Linked DNA regions of Homo sapiens: all the other regions are linked to region 3. Evidence: read pairs that join two places in POLR2A ChIA-PET (ENCODE). Cell type or tissue: K562. All regions are shown on one strand.

Region 1 (2,500 bases), 460 kb before region 3:
TGTGCTTCAAAAAAATTTTTTTAATAAAAAGAGGCTGGGCACAGTGGCTAATACCTATAATCCCAACACTTTGGGAGGCCAAGGCAGAAGGGTCCCTTGGGCCCAGGAGTTTGAGACTAGCCTGGGCAACATAGGGAGACCCCATCTCAAAGAAAAAATTTAGCTGGGTGTGATGGCACAAGCCTGTAGTCCTAGCTACTTGAGAGGCTGAGGCGGGAGGATTGCTCGAGCCCAGGAGTTTGAGGCTGCAGTGAACTGTAATCACTTCAGTGCACTACAGCCTGGGCAACAGAGCAAGACACTGTTTATTAGGCTGTTCTTGCATTACTATAAAAAAATACATGGCTGGGCGCAGTGGCTCACACTTGTAATCCCAGCACTTTGGGAGGCCAAGGCAGGCAGATCACGAGATCAGGAGATTGAGACCATCCTGGCTAACATGGTGAAACCCCACCTCTACTAAAAATAGAAAAAATTAGTCAGGTCTGGTGGCACACGCCTGTAGTCCCAGCTACTTGGGAGGCTGATGCAGGAGAATTGCTTGAACCCGGGCGGAGGTTGCAGTGAGCCAAGACCGTGCCATTGTACTCAAGCCTGGGAGACAAAGCAAGACTCTGTCTCAAAAACAAAAACAAAAACAAAAAGACCTGATTGAGAGTAGGTAATTTATAAAGAGATTTAATTGGCTTACAGTTCTGCAGGCTTTATAGAAAGCATGGTGTTAGCATCTGCTTGGTTCCTGAGGCGGCCTCAGGAAGTTTACAATCATAGTGGAAGGCAAAGGGGCAGCAGGCAGAGGAGGCCAAAGCAGGAGCAAGAGAGTAAGAGGAAGGTGCCCCACGCTTTTAAACAGCCAGATCTCAGCAGAACTTGCTGTCTCAAAGTAACACTAAGGGGATGGTGCTAACCCATTCATGAGAAATCCACCCCCATCATCCAGTAACCTCCCACCAGGCCCCACTTCCAACACTAGCAATTAAATTTCAACATGAGATTTGGGTGGGGACAAATAATCAAACTATAGTATCACCCTGTCTCAAAAAAAAAAAATCAACAGAATGGGAGAAAATACCAGCTGATGAATGGACAAACAAAATATAGAATAGCCGTATTCCATATTTTGGAATATAAAGTGGAATATTATTCAACCCTAAAAATGAGTACAGAACTGATACATACTACAACATAGATGAACCTTGAAAACGTGCTGAGTGAAAAAAGCCACCTACTGCTTAGTTCTATTTATAGGAAACATCCAGAATAGGCAAATCCATAGAGACGGAAGGTAGATGAGTGATCGCTAGGGGCCATGGAAGTGAGAATGGTGAATGACTGCTAATCAGTATGGGGTTCCTTTTGGGAGTTGATAAAAATGTTCTGAAATTAGTGGTGATGGCTGCACAACTTTGTGAATGTCCTGAAAACTACTGAATTGCACACTTTAAAAGGATTAACCTTATGGTATATGGATGATATCTCAATAAAGCTGTTTTCTTTTTAAAGATGTCCTGCCTTGGGCCGGGTGTGGTGGCTCACACCTGTAATCCCAGCACTTTGGGAGGCCAAGGCAGGTGGATCACCTGAGGTCAGGAGTTCGAGACCAGCTTGGCCAACATGGTGAAACCCCACCTCTACTAAAAAAAAAAATTACAAAAATTAACTGGGCGTGGTGGCGCATGCCTGTAATCTCAGCACTCAAGAGGCTGGGACAAGAGGATAGCTTGAATCCAGGAGGCAGAGGTTGCAGTGAGCCAAGATCACACCACTGCACTCCAGCCTGGGCAACAAACCAAGACTCAGTCTTTAAAAAAAAAAAAAAAAATTCCTGCCTCAGGCACAGTGAGTGAGGATCTCTTCCATCCCTTGGTAACTCCTTTCACAGAGCTGTGGAGGTTGGCATATATTAGAAGGGATGTCCAGGGAAGATACCAACGGGCATACAGATACGCTACCCCAGACCATCCAAGTATTCCATCAGCCTTTCCCTTGTCCCCTTGGTGCTGGGTACTTTACCAAGGGGCGTGTGTGCAAGGGAGGTCTGGAAGGGATGGTGGTATCTGTACCTCGGTGTGTTTTCTAGCTGGGACACGCGTCAGAGACATTTGTGCTCCTGGTTAGAAAGTCACCTCAGGCTTTGAAAGTTTTCAGAGTTCTATCCTAAAAGAGCATCTTTGCCTGAGGATGAGGAAGAAAGAACTTTTGATTTCAAAAGTAAAGTTTAAAACACTTTGTAACATTTGTCGGTGTCTGCTGTCCGTAATCGAGTGGCTGTGCGCATCATTCCTTTTCCTCAGGTCAGATTAGGAAAGGAGCTTGGCTTTTGCCTCTTGTGGGTCCATCAGTTTTGTTGACCATTGAGCCACAATGACTTGACTCACTGACACAAGTACCTTACCCATTTATTCTCTTTGACTTCTTGTTTGTCCTTAATGGCCCAAATAGATCTTGAGTGTATTTCGTTTACTGGGATAATGAGTAGAGTTTGTTTTTTTAAAAAAAT
Region 2 (2,500 bases), 48 kb before region 3:
TGTCCCCAGATAACATGCTAACTCCCTTCTCTCCTTCAAGTCTTTGCCCAGATATCTACTTCAGGAGATCCTACCTTAACCACTTGATTTAAAAGTGTAATCTACCTTGAAATGCCTAAAAAAAACAAGATGTAGGTTTTGGTAGCAGGGTAGGGGGTAAGAGTGGCAAGAACCAAGTCTTGCCTTGAAGGTGGCAAGAAGCAGCTCAAGAAGCAGGCAAGGCCAGGCGCGGTGGCTCATGCCTGCAATCCCAGAACTTTGGGAGGCCGAGGTGGGTGGATCATTCGAGGTCAGGAATTTGAGACCAGCCTGGCCAACATGGTAAAACCCTGACTCTACTAAAAATACAAAAATTAGCCAGGCATGGTGGTGGGCGCCTGTAGTCCCAGCTCCTTGGGAGGCTGAGGCAGGAGAATCGCTTGAACCCACGAGGCAGAGGTTGCAGTGAGCCGAGATCGCGCCACTGTACTCCAGCCTGGGTGATAGAGCGAGACTCAGTGTCAAAAAAAAAAAAAGAAAAAAGAAAAAAAGCAGGCAAGGTCAGGTGCAGTGGCTCATGCCTGCAATCTCAGCACTTCGGGAGGTTGAGGTGGGTGATTTCTTGAGCCTAGGAGTTTGAGACCAGCCTGGGCAAAATACCGAAACCCTTTCTCTACAAAAGATACAAACATTAGCTGGACATGGTGGTACATACCTGAAGTCCCAGCTACCTGGGAGGCTGACATGTGAGGATCTCTTGAGCCCAGGAGGTGGAGGGTGGAGGTTGCAGGCTGCAGTGAGCTGAGACTGCACCACTGTACTCCAGCCCTGGTGACAGAGCAAGACCCTGTCTCAAAAAAACAAAAAACAAAAAACGGAGCAGCCGCAGCAGGCCAAAGATATGGACGAGGAAAATGAGGTCTTCCGGCAGGGGAAAAAACAAACAAACAAACAGAAGAAACATGAACTAAAAGTGAAACCATGGGGAGGGCCCCCGGCCACAGGTGGAATTTTAAAATCTGGCAAAAGTAAGCTGTTCCTTATGGGGACTTTTTTTTTTTTTTTTTTTTTTTGCAACGGAGTTTCACTGTTGTCACCGAGCTGGAGTGCAAAGGCGCGATCTGAGCTCACTGCAGCCTCTGCCTCCCAGGTTCAAGCAATTCTTCTGCCCCAGCCTCCAGAGTAGCTGGGATTACAGATGCCTGCCACCACGTCTGGCTAATTTTTGTATTTTTAGTAGAGATGGGGTTTCACCATGTTGGCCAGGCTGGTGAACTGCTGACCTCAGGTGATCCACTTGCCTTGGGCCTCCCAAAGTGTTGGGATTACAGTCGTGAGCCACCACGCCCGGCCTTTTTTTTTTTTTTTTTTTTTTTGAGACAAGGTCTCACTTTGTCGCCCAGACTGGAGTGCAGTGGCACAATCTCAGTTCACTGCAACCGCCACTATGCGGATTCCAAGCAATTCCGGAGCCTCAGCCTCCTGAGTAGCTGGGACTGGTATGCACCACCATGCATGGCTATTTTTGTGTTTTTTTTGTAGAGATGGGTTTCGCCATGTTGGCCAGGCTGGTCTTGAACTCCTGACCTCAAGTGATCCGCCCACTTCAGCATTCCAGAGTCCTGGGATTACAGTTGTAAGCCACTGCGCCCAGCCGCCACACCGGTAACTCTTGATTCTATTTCTGTTTAAACATCTAGATTCCCTGTCAAAACATCTGTTGCCCCTTGTAGTTAGAATAAAGTGTTGTATATTTAATTTCTTTTTTAATTTTGCCCTTTAATACAGATGAGGTCTTACTGTGCTGCCCAGGCTGGTCTCAAACTCCTGGGCTCAAGCCATCTGCCTGCCTTGGCCTCCCAAATTGCTGGGATAACAGGCATGAGCCACTATGCCTGGCCAAAATTTATTATTAATTTTTTTTTTTTTTGAGACGGAATCTCACTCTGTCGCCCAGGCTGGAGTCCAATGGCGCGATCTCAGCTCACTGCAACCTCCGTCTCCCAGGTTCAAGCGATTCTTTTGCCTCAGCCTCCCGAGTAGCTGGGATTACAGGCACGTGCCACCATGCCCAGCTAATTTTTTGTATTTTTAGTAGAGATGGGGTTTCACCATGTTGGCCAGCCTGGTCTCGAACTCCTGACCTCAAATGATCTGCCTGCCTCGGCCTCCCAAAGGGCTGGGATTACAGGCGTGAGCCACCACGCCTGGCCAAAATTTATTTTTATTTGAAGTAAAAAATATATGTCATAAAATTTGCCCTTTTACCCACTTTTAAGTGTACTATTCAGTGGCATTAATGTTTGTAATTTATCACCTGTTATATTTTAATAAAAATGAATTAGCTATATTTCAAACTAGAACATAAGCTCCTTGTGGGCAGGAATTTTGGTCTGCGTTGTTGACTAATGTATCCAAGTGCCTAGCATAGTATCTGTTATATAACAGGCACTCAATAAATATTTGTTAATGATGAAAGGTAGTAGATAATTCTAGTAATAATGCTGGTCTCTTCTAATAC
Region 3 (2,500 bases):
CAAGTAGCTGGGATTACAGGCGTGTGCCACCATGCCCAGCTAACTTTTGTATTTTTTTTAGTAGAGACGGGGTTTCATCATGTTGGCCAGGCTGGTCTCGAACTCCTGACCTCAGGTAATCCACCGTGCCCGGCCGCATTCATATGGTTTTTTTTTTTTTTTTTTTTTTTTTGAGATGGAGTCTTGCTCTGTCTCCCAGACTGGAGTGCAGTGGCGTGATCTCAGTTCACTGCAAACTCTGCTTCCTGGGTTCATGCCATTCTCCTTCCTCAGCCTCCTGAGTAGCTGGGACTGCAGATGCCTGCCACCACACCCAGCTAATATATATATATTTTTGTTGTTGTTGTTGTTGGAGTCTCGCTCTGTCACCCAGGCTGGAGTGCAGTGGCGCGATCTCAGCTCACTGCAAGCTCCGCCTCCCAGGTTCACGCCATTCTCCTGCCTCAGCCTCCCGAGTAGCTGGGACTACAGGCGCCCACCACCACGCCCGGCTAATTTTTTGTATTTTTTAGTAGAGACGGGGTTTCACCGTGTTAGCCAGGGTGGTCTCGATCTCCTGACCTCGTGATCCGCCTGCCTCGGCCTCCCAAAGTGCTGGGATTACAGGCGTGAGGAACCATGCCCGGCCAATTGTTTTTTTATATATATATATTTTTTAGTAGAGACTGGGTTTCACCGTGTTAGCCAGGATGATCTCGATCTCCTGACCTCGTGATCTGCCCGCCGTGGCCTCCCAAAGTGCTGGGATTACAGGCATGAGTCACCACGCCTGGCCCATATCTTTAGATCCATTCGTTGCTTCTTAATATGTTCAATAATTCTGTTGTTTATGTTTGTTTGTTTGTTTTTGAGACAGAGTCTCAGTCTGTCACCTAGGCTGGAGTGCACTGGTGCGATCTTGGCTCACTGTAACCTCTGCCTCCCGGGTTAAGGCGATTCTTCTGCCTCAGCCTCCTGAGTAGCTGGGACTACAGGTGCGCGCCACCACACCTGGCTAATTTTTGTATTTTTAGTAGAGATGGGATTTCACCATGTTAGCCAGGCTAGTCTCAAACTCCTGACTTCAGGTGATCCACCCGCTTTGGCCTCCCAAAGTGCTAGGATTACAGATGTGAGCCACTGTGCCCAGCCAATCATTCTGTTGTTGAAAGCCAAAACAAGTCTTTTTTTTTTTACTTTATATAGTTTTAAAAGTTACACGTGTGTTGTAAAAATTCAAACCTTATAGAAATGTAGAAAATAGAAAGTGGAAGTTCCCTCAATCATCATTAATAGTTTAATATCCCATATCTAGTCTTCCTGGCCTTGTTCATAGTTCTGTAACCTTGTGTGTATGTGTGTATCTTTTCCTTCCCCACCCCCACTCCACTCCCCCACCCCCGCCGAGATGGAATCTCGCTCTGTCGCCCAGAGCTGGAGTGCAATGACGCGATCTCAGCTCACTGCAACCTCTGCCTCCTGGGTTCAAGCAATTCTCCTGCCTCAGCCTCCCGAGTACCTGGGATTATAGGCACACACTACCACGCCTGGCTAATTTTTGTATTTTTAGTAGAGATGGGGTTTCATCATGTTGGCCAGGCTGGTCTTGAACTCCTGACCTGGTGATCCACACGCCTCGGCCTCCCAAAGTGCTGGGATTACAGGTGTGAGCCACCGTGCCCAGCCATGTCTGTCTTTTTCAACAGAGTTGTATTCTTCATATGAAACAGTTTGTTTCTTATGGAAATGAAATAGACTAGGAGAAAGGAAATTTTTTTTTCTTTTTTTGAGATGGAGTTTCGCTCTTGTTGCCCAGGCTGGAGTGTGATGGTGCGATCTTGGCTCACCGCAACCTCCGTCTCCCGGATTCAAGCAATTCTCCTGTCTCAGCCTCCCGAGTAGCTGGGATTACAGGCACGTGCCACCACACCCAGCTAATTTTTTTTTTTTTTTTCTTAGTAGAGACGGGTTTCTCCATGTTGGTCAGGCTGGTCTCGAACTCCTGACCTCAGGTGATTCACCCACCTCGGCCTCCCAAAGTGCTGGGATTACAGGCATGAGCCACCACACCAAGCTGGAAAAAGGAATTTTTTTGTTTCGTTTTTTTGAGACAGGGTCTCACTCTCACCCAGGCTGGAGTGCAGTGGCATAATCATAGTTTACTGCCTGAGCTCAGGCGATCGTCCCACCTCAGCCTCCCGAGTAACTAGGACTAGAAGCATTCGCCACCTGCCTGGCTAATTTTTTTTTTTTTTTTTTTTTTTTTGGAGACGGAGTCCCGCTCTGTCGCCCATGCTGGAGTGCAGTGGCGCGATCTTGGCTCACTGCAAGCTCCGCCTCCCGGGTTCATGCCATTCTCCTGCCTCAGCCTCCTGAGTAGCTGGGACTACAGGCGCCCACCACCACGCCCGGCTAATTTTTTGTATTTTTTAGTAGAGACGGGGTTTCACCGTGTCAGCCAGGATGGTCTCGATCTCATGACCTCATGATCGGCCTGCCTTGGCCTCCCAAAGTGCTGGGA

The links. Peaks named below come from ENCODE experiments on the same cell type or tissue, not always from the same donor. Only the 100,000 strongest peaks of a DNase experiment are listed, where the experiment ranks them.
Region 1: POLR2A ChIA-PET joins it to region 3 with 6 read pairs; 2 of 35 experiments call an interaction of 5 or more read pairs at or near these places.
Region 2: POLR2A ChIA-PET joins it to region 3 with 5 read pairs; 17 of 35 experiments call an interaction of 5 or more read pairs at or near these places.

The regions. Positions count from the first base shown.
Region 1 is chr16:70,731,965-70,734,464 of GRCh38, reverse strand. All of the region lies in intron 13 of VAC14 (VAC14 component of PIKFYVE complex), which reads left to right. Among named protein-coding and RNA genes, the nearest start is that of VAC14-AS1, 22 kb to the left of the region's middle. In K562, no CTCF peak of the experiment used is centred here; no DNase peak of the experiment used is centred here.
Region 2 is chr16:70,321,444-70,323,943 of GRCh38, reverse strand. The region is part of intron 5 of DDX19B (DEAD-box helicase 19B); the gene reads right to left. The region is part of intron 3 of DDX19A-DT (DDX19A divergent transcript); the gene reads left to right. Among named protein-coding and RNA genes, the nearest start is that of DDX19B, 24 kb to the right of the region's middle. In K562, no CTCF peak of the experiment used is centred here; no DNase peak of the experiment used is centred here.
Region 3 is chr16:70,273,609-70,276,108 of GRCh38, reverse strand. The region is part of intron 4 of AARS1 (alanyl-tRNA synthetase 1); the gene reads left to right. It also overlaps the pseudogene RN7SL279P. Among named protein-coding and RNA genes, the nearest start is that of AARS1, 15 kb to the left of the region's middle. In K562, no CTCF peak of the experiment used is centred here; a DNase peak (open chromatin) is centred at 1,342.